3 separate regions of the Homo sapiens genome follow, and regions 1 and 2 are each linked to region 3. The links are chromatin contacts, found by Hi-C or POLR2A ChIA-PET in ENCODE. All regions are on one chromosome and are shown on one strand. Each heading gives the region's core, a stretch centred on a gene start or an enhancer-like site at or near the end of the contact. The rest is flanking DNA. Distances are from core to core; before and after follow the strand shown. Region 1 overlaps SDCCAG8 (SHH signaling and ciliogenesis regulator SDCCAG8). Region 2 holds the start of DESI2 (desumoylating isopeptidase 2). Region 3 holds the start of AKT3 (AKT serine/threonine kinase 3).

Evidence for each region. Hi-C counts contacts between places; a loop is a spot of excess contacts on that map. ChIA-PET counts read pairs that join two places held with the same protein, here RNA polymerase II (POLR2A). Pooled maps may share reads with other maps.
Region 1: a loop to region 3 is called in a map with no recorded cell type, with 6 times the contacts of the local background. The contact joins the enhancer-like site here to the promoter of AKT3 in region 3. A Hi-C loop is called at or near these places in 1 of 37 single-sample maps with no recorded cell type and 2 of 50 pooled maps. POLR2A ChIA-PET finds 5 or more read pairs at or near these places in 2 of 52 experiments (B cell and T-cell).
Region 2: a map of B cell shows a loop between it and region 3 (10-fold over the local background). The contact joins the promoter of DESI2 here to the promoter of AKT3 in region 3. A Hi-C loop is called at or near these places in 5 of 168 maps with a recorded cell type or tissue (B cell, CD4-positive, alpha-beta memory T cell, CD8-positive, alpha-beta T cell and 1 more), 3 of 37 single-sample maps with no recorded cell type and 18 of 50 pooled maps. POLR2A ChIA-PET finds 5 or more read pairs at or near these places in 1 of 52 experiments (T-cell).

The regions. Positions count from the first base shown.
Region 1 is chr1:243,310,754-243,315,407 of GRCh38, forward strand. The region is part of intron 8 of SDCCAG8 (SHH signaling and ciliogenesis regulator SDCCAG8); the gene reads left to right. Among named protein-coding and RNA genes, the nearest start is that of MIR4677, 33 kb to the right of the region's middle. Within about 2 kb of position 2,683, at least 5 of the 41 ENCODE cell types and tissues checked have a DNase peak (open chromatin) inside an H3K27ac peak, as active enhancers do; they include B cell, where a contact is called at or near this core.
Region 2 is chr1:244,649,866-244,654,427 of GRCh38, forward strand. DESI2 (desumoylating isopeptidase 2) reads left to right here and starts at 3,261. Exons shown (of 5, transcript NM_016076.5): 1 at 3,261-3,490. The coding sequence starts at 3,449. RefSeq lists enhancers at 1,932-2,505, 2,765-2,924 and a silencer at 3,005-3,774.
Region 3 is chr1:243,847,780-243,852,275 of GRCh38, forward strand. AKT3 (AKT serine/threonine kinase 3) reads right to left here and starts at 2,464. Exons shown (of 14, transcript NM_005465.7): 1 at 2,261-2,464. RefSeq lists an enhancer at 1,373-1,873.

The DNA of each region.
Region 1 (4,654 bases), core at 1,433-3,932, 540 kb before region 3:
TGAAACAAACAAAAAGGACAAGCTGCCTAGTTGCAAAGTAGGTAAAGAATAGAAATCAGTGAGCAATAAAAGAGGAAGATGTCAGCATATGAAAATGTATTTATTCTATTAGTATTTGAGGAAATACAATAAAAAAATTAAAGAACAACCCGTCAGACTGACAAAATAGAACAAGATTGATAATTTCAAGAGTTGGTGAGGTCATGAGTACACAAGTATTTTCACTCTGCTGGTGGGTTCATAAATTGGTGGAAATACTTTGGAAGTAAATTAGTCCTGTCCATTCATATTCAAATTGTGCACTTCACTTTTCAAAATCTACCCTCAAGAAAAAACTCAAGTACATGCATAATGGGGTATGTATAGGGAATGCTTTTTGCAGCATTGTTTATAATTATGTGAACAACCTAAATATCGTTCAAAGGAGAGTAACTAAACATGGTTTAGATAAACTATGTCATTTTGTGCATAGTATGAAAAACGGAAGTAGTTCTATGTGTATTAATGTTGGACCATCTCCAAAATATATTGTTGCAAGAAAACAAAACAAAATGGCTAAAGATAAATCTAGTATGAAACCTTTTGTATTTTTTAAGTCCATATACAACCATACTACATTTTTCCCCTTCGAGGTTCATAGATATGCACAGAAAAATATTTGAAAGTGTAAACACTAAATATTTAACAGAGATAACCACTAGAGAGGTGGACGAAGGCAATGAAATTGAAAGGGTGTCAAATAGGCCTTTAACAATATTGGTAACTAATTTTGCAAGGAGAATATAATTTAAAAATTAATTTTAGAAAGAGGAAAGCATATTAAAAGTTGCAAATAAAAAGAGGCAGAGCTTAAAACTAGGTAGTCTAGCAAAACTAATAAGCCAGGCATAGTGGCTCATGCCTGTAATCCCAGCACTTTGGGAGCCTGATGCAGGAGGATCACTTGAGGCCAGGTGTTTGAGACCAGTCTGGGCAACATAGGGAAACCCTGTCTCTACAAAAAATTTAAAAATTAAAAAAAAAAACTCAGCCAAGAAATAACAAGTTATTATGTTGCCTTTTATATTATCCTTCTAGATTATGAAAAAATATTTTTAAAGGAAGCTATAATGTTTTGGTTACTTCCAAGCCTGGCAGTCATTCAGAAATTAAGATTCTTGATCAGTTATGTATTCCTTTGTCTCTATCCTAAATTTGAGCTCTTAGCCTCTTAAAGTAAATGTCAACCTACTTAGTTCAATTTTCTGCCTTGTCAGCATATCATTGTCTCATGTTCTGCATTAATGACAGAAAGGATATTAAACCTATTAACACTGAGCGGATTCTGCTTTTATTGTCAATGAATTCTTCTTCTGTATCATTCTCTTGGCCTAACTTAACTAATGCAGAGTGCTGAATATTGAGTGCTATGCTAACTTTGAAGAGTGTCCAGCACCTTTTGGGTTTGGATTTCTAGTTTTATGTATAGTTAGAAGCCTGCCCCCTCCATAAGCTGTTATCATATTACCTGAATGACTTTAACATGGAATGTTTAAAAATGATACCTTAAATATGATAAATCAAAAGTTTCCTTGTAAATGTGGTATTGTGACAGCAGCTTTCAGCTCCTTTGTTGCATCCTTTAGCATTTACTATTTTGAATATATATTCATGAAACAAGAATGGCTTGATGGCCAGGCATGGTGGCTCACACCTGTAATCCCAGCACTTTGGGAGGCTGAGGCAGGTGGATCAGTTGAGATCAGGAGTTTGAGACCAGCCTGGCCATCATGGTGAAACCCCATCTCTACTAAAAATACAAAAATAGCTGGATGTGTTGGTGCACGCCTGTAATCCCAGTTACCTGGGAGGCTGAGGCAGGAGAATTGCTTGAACCTGGGAGGCGGAGGTTGCAGTGAGCCAAGATTGCGCCACTGCACTTCAGCCTGGGCAACAGAGGAAGAACCTGTCTCCAAAAAAAAAAAAAAAAAAATAATGGCTTGTACAGTTGACAAGGAGGGGATCAGGCATGACTTGGAGACCAGGCCACCCATATGTTTCTGGTGGTTTCTTAGGACTCAAGGACTTTTTGGAGAATATACTTAACAACTATTGATGACATTGGATATATTTTTTATGTTGATTTGAAGTCTTCATATTGTTTCCGACCTTTCGCCTTTCACTTGGCCTCTTTATGCCATAAGGGAGGTAAGAGTAACAGTAACCTCTTTTTCTTGCTTAATGATCAAAGTACCTTCACATGGTAACCAAGATGGAACTGCTTAAATTCCTTTCTGTAGCTCACAGTACCTTGGAGAAGTTTATACTTTTCAAAAAAGAGAAAAGATTCCAAGGGTACTTTTCTGGGGCTTTAGTCCAGCTTGTGATTTTGGAGTGGATCATTGGCCTGCTCTGCATAGCTGGCTTTAAAAGACTACAGCAGGAACTTCCCAGAAATGAGGAACAAAGAAATGTTGTAGTCAGCCTTCTAGACTTTCTTTTTAAAAACGGTGTAGTAACACTTATTAGTGATACCTAATAATGCTTAAAATTAATAATAACTGGAGTAATTTAGAAATTATAAGACATTTCTTAGCCACTCCACATTTCAAGGTGGAGCTCATGCATATACATTAGACCAACTCTTTTGCTTAAACACTTGGCTGAGATTGTTAAGGGACTTTCTCAGTCCTTTTGGCCCTGATTGCTGCGCTAAGTTTCTTAAATATTACATGCTCATTAGTGCGTGTAAGTACATGCTTTTCACCCCAGAACACTCATGATCTTTACGTCATCTTTCTGCCTCAGCTGCTCTTTCATCTGGATCATGGAATGTTGCAGGGTTAACACAGTGTTGCTGGCTTTGCGTCAAGAAGCTCCTTGATTACATTCATCAACACATTCACATGGTGTTTCCAAGCACTCATAGAACATTTGCCATGGAGGATGGTAATTTGGAGAACTGCCCTTTCACTCTCACATTGATATGCCACATGTGTCTGTACAGCTTCCCATTGTGAGAGCCTCATTCAGGTGTGGCTCTGGGCTGGACCTGTGGATTGCGGGATCTAGAGCAGGACTGTAGCTAACTGGGCAGTTACCCTGGGTGGCTGGAATCGGCTGTTTCTGAAAGGCAGATTATATAAGTAGCACTGTTAGTCCCAGGGGATAAGTGGGCTAAAAAATGAAAGCTCAGACAAGATGAAGCCAGATGGCCACAGGAATGGAGTAGGAAGCAAGGCCTTGTGTTGAGGAGAGGGGACTGCCAGCCCAGAGCTCTTTCTAAAAAAATTATTTGTGGGGTTGCTTGCTGCTATTTGTTATGTGGACTGGCTGAGTCAAAACAAAACCAAACCAAAACCAAGATTTAGTAACACCTGAGTGAATGAGTAGATAATCCTAAATTGCCAAAATGACTACCTACCTGCAAGCTTCCCAGGTGGGCTCAAAGCTACCTTGAAGCATGCGTTGCATTTGCCTTACAGAAAGGAGGAGTGTGTCAGCCCAGTGGTTACGTGGAGTTTGAGTGTAATCGTTTTGTGGTCTCACTGTTGAATGATGGGCCTAACAAGACATCTGTATATTGGAGTTTTATCTTTGATAATTTTCTGTGGTTCCATAGTCTAAATTTGGTGAGTTAATATTCTGAAACACTTTTGAACCAGAACGACTGAACTCTAGTTTCTAATTCAAAATAGGTAATGTTTTCAGTTTAGATCATGAAATATTAGAACTGAGAGGGAGCTTTACCTCACCTCTTTTGACACCATCCTATAGCAGACTCTTTATTCATTTATTTGTTTTCTTGTTGTTTATTCTGTTGAGCATCTACTGTGTGACAAACACTACTCTTGACAAGAGGATATTCTGAAAATAGATAAAGTCTATTAAACGTAAGTTTCCCATAAGCAGCAAGTTTGTTAGATTTTTATCCTGTTGTGGATCTGTCTGTTTGCATACTTATAAACACTGAGCTTTTTTGATCATTCTTTTTTGAGATGGAGTCTTGCTCTGTCACCTAGGCTAGAGTGCAGTGGCACGATCTCAGCTCACTGCAACTTCCACCTCCCAGGTTCAAGCAATTCTTGTGCCTCAGCCTCCCAAGTAGCTGGGACTACAGGTGCGCACTACCACACCCAGCTAATTTTTGTATTTTTAATAGAGACAGAGTTTCAGCATGTTGGTCAGGCTGGTCTGGAACTCCTGACCTCAAGTGATCCGCCCACCTCGGCCTCCCAAAGTGTTGGAATTACAGGCGTGAGCCACTGCGCCTGGCCTTTTTTGTTCATTCTTTTTCCTTGGAACTTTGGCTTTGGTGACTGCATGGTATCAGGAACAGATAAGAATCTCATTGAATAGTTACTTTTGCTCTTCATTAAGTCTTAGTGATTTAAGAAAGGTGACTGTAAGATGCCTATATTGACTTGCTGTCCTTAAAGAGTGAATTTTTCTTTTCTTTTAGAATCATAGATCCTAACTGGATTGCATATCCTTGATAAAGCTAGACCCCTTTTACGTTATAGAACTTTTATGGAAATGCAAATAGACACATATTCAATTTTGCTGGTGTTTATTTTTTTACTTAACTAGGATAATTTAATCTTGCCTTGATTCTTCCACTTTTTTACATAGTAATTGTGTTTGATTATATTCGATTAAAACAATTTACTTCTTT
Region 2 (4,562 bases), core at 2,011-4,510, 800 kb after region 3:
TTATACTGGCCTAGCACTCTGGAGAGAGAAGAGCACCGAAGATGGAGACATGCGGCTCTTCAGTATACATGCAACAGTTACAGCTGAGAGTGGATGAGATCACAAAGGGCAAAGGGAGTGTGTACAGTAAGAGTTAAAGTGAATCTATGGGGACTGCAGCCAGGACTAAATAAGGTGCAAATGCACAGTGCCTTTTCCCCACCTTTCACAGGAAAAAGGGCTTAGCAGATGTGATTACGTAGTTTGTAATTGCTTAAGGTGGGGAGGAACACCATGGGAGGAAAGAGAAGCAAGGCAGCTGATGCACCAAAAACAGGTTTTAGAACTTTGTCAACAACCTTCCAGAGGACAGTCAAGTAATGATGTGCACAGCATTTACTGTCCCCCAACACTACCTGACAAACCATATTTTCCAAGTTTACTTATTTCCTCTATTTTACATCACCTTCTGTCTCTCCAAACTCCCTATGCCCCTCTCCTCACGTCTTACTCTTTGAAGACATTCTTGCCTCATAATTCACTGAGAAAGTAAAAGTAAATCAGGAATAAACACCCTCATTTCCTACACTCCCGTATTTCTAACCTGCCTACCCGTCTCCGTGCCTTCTATGCCGTAACTGTGCACCTGCATCTGCCTTCTATGCCATCACTACAGATGAAGCATCCCCCCTACTAAACAGCAACCATTAACTTGTGTCCTGGATCCCTCTCCCTTCTTTGCCCTTGCAAATCTTTCCCTCTCCTATATCAATTTTTCTCCCTTTACATGCAAGTATGCCTCAGCATCTCCCATCTTCAAAATGCCCTCCATTGACCACACCGCCTTATCCAGCTGTTGCCCCCAAGTTAAGTTGTCTCCCTTTTGTCACCTTACATTTGCTTCTCAAACTGTTAAAGCAGTTATTTAAATCTCACTCCTCCCAGAGACCGCTCACATCAAAGCTACCAGTGATTTCTATATTGCTGAATCCAATAGTCTTGACATCAATGTTATCATGTTCTTTCTGATTTTCCTCCTGCCTCCGTGCTTCCTCTTCATACTTTACTTGACCTCTACATGGTGAAGGGTCCTAGAGCTTTGTTCTTGGCCCACTTCTTTTTAGCTACACATATTCCTAGGTCATCCAACCAAGCCCCAAGTCTATAAATGGCCATGACTCCAGTTTATTCAAATGTCTACTACTTGGCAGTCATGGATGTCTAAAAGGCATCTCAAACTTAGCATGACCAAACCATAGCTCTTGATTTCCCTACCCCCAGCCTGCTCCTCCCCAAAATGTTTCACATCTTAGAAGTGCCAGGACTATCCACTCAGTTCCCCAAGTCAAAAATCTAGAAGTTATTCTCGAATCCTCTCTCCCTAACCAACTCAACATCTAACCCATTAGCAAGTTCCACAGACTTTACTCCAAAATATTTAAACTCTAATTATTTCGGTCTCCACCACTATCAGCCACAACGAAGCCACTTGCTGGCATGCACTTCTGGAACAGCATCCAATTGGTGGACTTGATTAACTTTTGCCACATAACCACCCCCAAAACTTTGTGACTTAAAACATTATTTCTCACATTCTGTGGGTTGGCTGGTCAGTTCGTCCGATCCATGTGGTTGTGGCCAGGGAAGGATAGTCCGGGAGAGCTTCACATGTTCGCAGTTGGTTGGTTGTCAGCTGGATGTGGGCCGTGACTTGACCACGTGTCCCTCATCATCCATCAGGCTAGCCCACACTCATTCCTAAAATGGTGGTCACAGGACTCCCAAGTTCAGCAAGAGGGCAAGCCCCAACTCACAAGTGTTTTTTAAGCCTCTGCTTGCACGATGTTAATGTCCCACGTCCACAGCAAGTCACAGTCCAGTGCAGTCAGTGGGGGTAGACACCACCAAAGAGTATAATTTGGGAGACTGGAAATAATTTGTGGCTATTTTCACAATCTGCCACACTCATCTCCCTATTTCCACCTCCTTTGCCTCTCTGAAATCCATTTTCCACACAGCAACCCAAGTAATCATTTTTAAACACACGCACACTCATTTCACTCCCTGGTCCAAACTTATGGCTTCGTTTAAAATACAACCCCTGTTATGAATTTTAAAATCCTTCCGGGATCTGGCCTCTGCCTACCTGCCCAGCTCATCTAGTACCGTCGACTCCTTGCCTACTGTGTCCCAGCAAGAGTGATCTTTTGTTTCCTTGAATACAGAAAACTCCTTCATGCTTCAGATCTTTGCATTTGTTCCCTTTGACTGAAATACTCCTCCCCCTCATATCTGCGGGGCTGGCTTTGTCATTCACATTTCAGCTTAAAACTCATTACAGCGATCTTCCCCGTGCAGCCAATTTAAGAATGACTTCACCTTACTTAAATTTTCTGCAAAGCACATACCAGTGATATTTTGTATGTCCCTGTTCCTGTTTATCACGGCATTCCCGAGGGCCTACAACACTGCCTGGCACATAGGAAGCACATAACAAACATTTGTTGAATTAATGCAGAGCTGCATACTACGTCCCAGGATTGTGCTAAGCTACGGTTACTGTACCCTTCCCATCTCAGCAGGATAGTTTCACAAAATGTAAATTCCACATTGAGGATTAATTGGATGCACGTTACACCTCATCCCACACCAGTAACTCGTCTTCCTCTATTTCCCCACCACTCCCCTTGCCAAATAAAAGGTGAGGAAGCATTTGGAAAACTTAGGGTCATCACTCTGGTCTTTTGCCACATTTCGCTGGCTTCATCGAGCTCAACGCAACATGAACTACTAACAGCAGCAGCACCTGAGATGAGAGGGTGAATGAAGGTAGGAGATTTCACCGCCCGCGGGCGGCAAGGGATCTGCCGCAGCTCTAAAGCACTGCATGCTGGGAGTTGTAGTCTCCCGGGGAGGCCTGGTCTGGTAGGACCGGGGCCCCCGCGGCATGCAGGGAGTTGTAGTCGAAGGGCTGTTGAGACTCCGCCTCTGCACTTATAGTAGCAAGGGGGAATCCTCACTGCATGCTGGGAACTGTAGTCTTCCTGGGTCCCCGTTCCTCCAGGACGCGGAGGCGCCGGAGTTGCCGCCATTTTAGGTCCCGAGGTGCGCCGGCCGAGAACCAGAGCGCAGGCGGGCTCAGTCCTGGCGCCGGGCCGGCCCCGCCCCCGGGGCGCCTGGCGCCCGCCCCTTGCTCAAGCCCCGCCTTTCCCCACGTGTCTGCCGCCTAGGGGAGGTGCCTCATCCGGAGCGGGCCGCCAACGGTCCGGCCCCGTCCGCACAGACGCTCCTGTCGGCGGCGCCCGGGAGCGGCTCGGCTGCCCGATGCTTCCGCCCCGGCTGCCGCGGGCCGGGCTGTACGCTTAGTGCCCGGCTCAGGCCCCCTGAAGCGCCCGCGGGGGTGAGAGCGGCCTCCGGCCCCGCGGAGACGGAGCGGCTTGAGGACGAGGCGGCGGCCGCGGGGAGGAGGATGGGGGCTAACCAGTTAGTGGTGCTCAACGTGTACGACATGGTGAGTGCGGCCCCTGGCGGCCCCGAGCCCTGGCCCAGGCCGGCTTCCTCTCGCCCGTGGGGCTCGGACCCCGGCCCCAGGCGCTTCCTGCCTGGCGTCTCCGCCTCCAGCCTAGTTCTCGGGGGAAGCCGGGGGTGAAGGAGGGAGTATTGTTATTTTTTAATCCTCGCACTCGTCGACGCTCCGGTGAACCCAGTCAGCCCGAGGGTTTTGGCCAAAGCTCGGGTGGGCTTGAACCTCTCCCATCCGCTCAGCTTGGACCCGACCCCGGCTCTGGGCCCGACCCCTTGGCCGACGTGCAGTGTCCTTTCGGCAAAGCTTCCGTTGCGTTTCCAACCCCACTTGCCGGCCCCCGGGGCTGCCCCGGGACCCCCGTCCCGACCGCCTGCGCTCCCAGCTCCTCTGCTTCTGCCGAACTGTCCGTCTCTCTCCATGGCTACGTCTTCAGAAACTCCCAAGCCCCTCTAAGTCCAGAAGGTCACAGCTTTCGGGTGCCTGTGCTAGAATCTCTTCAAAGGTGAACAGGAGCCAACACACCCTTTCCTTGTGTGTTAAAGGCAACCTCGTTAAAATATGAATGAGGCTAACATTTCTCAAGAAAATAGCCCAGCTGAATTATTTAGAGATCCTGGTGGTGCTCCTTTCCTACACTCTGAAGACCACTTTCCAGGTGATGCAACAGGTGACGTGACCACGGGAGAGGGAAGGGAAGAAGTTGTTTATTGTATCATCTAACTTTGGAGTATGGCAAGCACGCAGAATCGAGTCCAAGAACTGGTTTGCCTGATTTTTGCAGTGAAATGCCCCCAGAAAAAAGCACCCGGTAGAGAATTGTCGTTGCAGTTAGATGCATGTTTGGGTGTGTTTGCTTGCTTTGTTCTGTAGAATGGGTTTTTGTTCTGTAGACTGGATTAGTACCTCTGACTGCAGTGCTTAAAATTCCTTGTAAGTTGACTGACAAATGAAAAATTGCCCGTCGTTATTTTTGTTGGCTTAAAGATGCAGGAGAGCAGAAATACTACAGGCCAAGAGTCTTATACAGTTCTAAACTTTGTATTCCCTTGTATTATTT
Region 3 (4,496 bases), core at 1,214-3,713:
CTCCAGTATTTGTTAAATATAATCTTATTTAAAATATTTTACAGCTATGAAATTAATTTTTAAAAAGTCCAAAGCAAAACCTTAAAGTACTCTGACATATACAATTTAGAGTCGATGTCAAGATTATTAAGCCAAAAATTAATTTTAAATTGGAAAACAATTCACTCCAGTAATAATTATGGAAAGAAAACCAAATGAATACAAATAATAATTTCACAATTTTTGCAGGATTACTTTGGACTATTTTTAAAACGCTGTAAGAAAACATGCTGCAAAACCACAATGCAAATACACAACTGAAAACTAAAACCCTACATTCATCTAAATTTCAACAGTCTCATTCATGTAATATTTGTCCTCCCTCACTTTAAAACTGGAACCTCAAGCCAATCAAAGATATTGGGGTCAACCCTAGTAAGGAAAACAAAAAGATCTTCAAGTACCATCTCCCTGTAAACTTTCAAGTACTATCTCCTTGGTAAACTTTCCAAGTCAAGATAATGTACTGGCAAAAGGAAAACAATTACAGTCCGGATATATATCTTGCATATAATTGTGCATTAAGTCATAAACCTTGGAAAACTAGTAACTTAGTAATAAGTTGCTATTTTAATTATAAAATATTTTCATGTTTTAGACAACCACCCCCGGAATGTTTGTATTCGTTTATACATATTTTGCAAGTGATACTCAAGTTCTGAAGACTAATCTTCATTTCCTACACCATCTTTATTAGACTCTTCCACCTTCGTTTTCCTAAGTAAATACATAACCTAAACCAATGAGTTTCACTCATTTGTCAGCTTCAACCACTGACAAAACCCAGTGGTTGCCTAGTGATGTATAGTTCTACTAAAAGACATATATGACCATGCTTTACCAAATACGGAACACATGTCTAAACTGTTGAGACAACTGCCAATGTATTAACTACAAAAAGCCATTATTTTTTACTTTAGCCTCAACTAAAATCAAAGTGTGAACACTTTATTATGGCTAGAAATTACCCAATATAGATGCATAGGTTTCACTGTTGACTTTCTATTTGGAAACTTCATCAATTGCAAACTACCAGGCTTTCAACCAAAATGCCACATTGGTGAAATGAGTTGGTTTTATTTTCATAACAACATTATTTTGATGGAAGAAATGTGAGCATCCCAGCTTTGACTTGTGGGTAAGCATTTCCTCTGCTTTCAGAACATAAACAGTAAATACCGGTATTGGAAAAACCTGGCCCCAACGAGATTCTTTATCTCTAGGCTAACTGTAGATTCCCGGGAAATCCCAAACAAGGGATGGTGACCCCGCCTCGGCGTCAGGGTCAACACAGCAACCAGCTAGGCTTCAACTTTGGGCTCTGAAGGGCCCCACCGGCATCATGGCTGATGCGGACCGATGCGCCGGAGGAGGTGGACAAGGAAGAGGCTGGTCTGTTTACTTGCAGCCAGAGCTGCCGCCGCCGCCAGCAGCGACAGCATCACTGGATCAGCCAAACCCAGCATCTTCCGCACATTTCTATTCTTAGCACACAACTCCCAAGCGGATCAAAACCCCACTACTATTAAAAACACAGACAAGCACGTTACCCACCTCCCACACACACACCCCCCCCCCCACCCCACCAGTGCCGTCTTTTCCTGCGCGCCAGTGGCGGGGAAGGGTGGGGGAAGGAAGGAGACCCCGGGGACGCCTGTGCATCCTCGCCTTCACCCCACCCCACGCGCAGACAGCCTCAGCGCCAGGGCGCGCGGCAGACGGCTCCCTCCCCCCAACCCAAACACACTGACACCGGCGCTCCACGCGTTATATAACCTCGCCGCCGCCCCCGGTCCAGGCGGGCGCCCCCTCCCCACGCCGCGCGGCCCGGGCGGGGAGGGGCGAGGGGAAGGAGCGAGAGTTGCGCAGACAGCAGGCGCCGGGCCGGGGCAGCCCAGACACAGACGGTACCGCTAGGCCGGGAACACCCCTCCCCCGGCCCGCTGCGCACCGCCGCCCCCCAGCTTTCCCCGGAAAGCGGGGGGTGTCGGTGTCAACCGCGCTGGGCATCCCCCGGCCTCCACACCCACACCCGAAGCCTCCGGTGACCCAGCCCCCGCCCACGCCCCCGGCGCGGTGACAACCCAGAAGCCCCCGCCTCACCCCACCCCGCCGCCATCCCCCGCCTGAGGGAGGCAGGGAGGGCGGACCGGGGCCCGGGGCCCGGAGGGAGTGGAGGCCAGGCGGGGAGGGGGCTAGAGTTGGGGGCGGTGGCTGTTACCTGCAACGGCGGCGGCGGCGGTGGCGGCCCCGCAGCTGCTCGGGCGGCGGCGGAGGATGGAGCCGGGGGGGGGCGGGGGGAGGAGAGGGGGCGACTCGGGGGTCCCCCCTCCCTCCTCCTCCCCTCCTGTCCTCCCCCCACCCCACAGAGCCTCTGGCCTCCTGGAGCCCGGTGCGGCCGGCGGGAGGGCAAGCGAAGGGCTGCAGGGGAGGGAGGGAGGGAGCCGGCCGGGCCGGGCCGCGGAGCTGGAGCGGGAGGCGGCGGCGGCGGCGGCGGCGGCGGGAGGGGGAGGGAGGAGAGAGGGCGGCGGCGGGGAGAGGAGGAGGCGGAGACTCTACATGGGAATCGGATATCGGCTACAAATTCATCACCAGAAAACACCGCTCGGGCGGGGGCCGGGTCACGCCGGCGGGGCGGCGGCTCTGGGCCCCGGGGCGCGCCCGGCGCGGGGAGGGGTTCTGCGGCCTCCTCCCGGGCTGCGCCTCGCTGAGGGGACCCCCCGCCGCCTCCCCGCCCCCTCCTTCCTCCCGCTCGGGGCCGCCGCCGATCGGTTCTCGCCGTCGCCGCGGGGCTTGTTGTTGACTTTGAGGAAAACTCCTGACGTCAGGGGCTGGCTCTCGGCGACTGGCGGGAGCGGCTTCCCCGCGTCCCCGGCCCTGCCCGCCGCCTCTGCTCCCCTCCCTGCCCGGCCCTCGTCCTCAGGCTTCCCCGCGCCCCCAAACCAGCGGTGCCCCGCGCCCCCTCTCCTCTCGCGAGAACATCCCCCTAGCCAGCCAGAGCCGGGAGCGGGGGCAGTCGCTCCCGGGCGGGAAGTTCTGGGTTTCCCCCTCGCCCGCGTGGCCCTTGGCGGGCACCCGAGGCCCGGGAGCGGAGGCTCCTCGCCCAGCCGCTTCCTCGGCGCATCCGCCCACCCGCCCTGGCCGCGGACGCGCGCGCCGCCAGGCCCCGGGCGTCTCCTCCAGTCCGCCGCGGCCCCTTGGGGAGATGGGCCCGGCGCGAGGGCTCGCACCTGGAAGCCCACGAAGTGGGCGGTGCCCAATGAGGTAGGGACCGGAGAGCGCGGAGCAGTCCAGAAGCCGACCCCACCCCCTGCACCTCGGGGAAGAGGGAACCCGGGTCAGCCCGTAGCAAGAATCATTCCTGACTATCCCAGGAGACCACGGCAGACCAAAAACACCTCTCTGAACAGCCTTCCGCACCGCTCGCTGCAAGCATTCGTCCACACACGGTACACAGATTGCGGGCGGATCGTAATTCACTCTTGAAATCACACCCTTTTTAGGGATATTCGTTTTCAATGACTTTGGGAAAGCCACGAGGTACTACATTTACTACGAAGAGACCGTTTCTTTATTTTGAAGTCAGTGACTCCTGAGACTGCATTGGGGACAACTTTTTTGCACAATGACCATATTTTACCATGCAGCGCACTTCAGAAAATTATAAAAGTTTACAAGTTTTATCGCTTCTGGAAACACCTGGGCAGCATCCCTATTATCCCGCCACGTGGCTCTAGCCTTGTTGATGTACCTGTTACTTTCTCCCACTGCAACATTTTTGTTAATGTCTGTGGCTTCTTTCTGCAGAAGAGTTCCTCCTCCTGACATGCACTTCATTCTCTGCTTTTCTATGTCTTGACAACTCTCTTATGGTAGTCATTTTCTTATACTGTAGCCCCCTGGTATTTATGTACTGTGTGGTATTAATATTTATACTTCCAGGTTCACATCTTTTATGAACTGTGCATCTGTTGGGATTGTGGACAGGAGTAGGAAACCAAATAAAAGGGTTTTTTAAAAAAGTCAGTTTTCTCCGTTTGTAAGGGAAACTTGTCTCCCTGACCACCCTGGAGCAAAATTTGCCATTTTAAGATAACACAGTCCGTCTGAGAGAAAGTCCTGCACCATGCCTTTCCCCTTTTCCCATATTTCCCAGCATGCTATGAGCTGATGAATAAACAGACTTTGTCCTATTTTCGTTGTATCTATAAAATATACATAATGTATTCCCATAATTATCAGACCTCTCACAGTCACTATTGGTAAAATTATTGGGTTACAGGTTTCTTGCTGTAAAACACAAAAATAGGTCATATTTTTATTCCATAGTACCCCAACTTGCTTTTTATTTTTAAGAAAATAGTCCCTTATGACACCAGCACTAAAAAGAGTGTCTGAAACTTTAAATACTTAACTTTTGAGAGTCAGAGTATCCGGAATTACTGAATTACTAGATA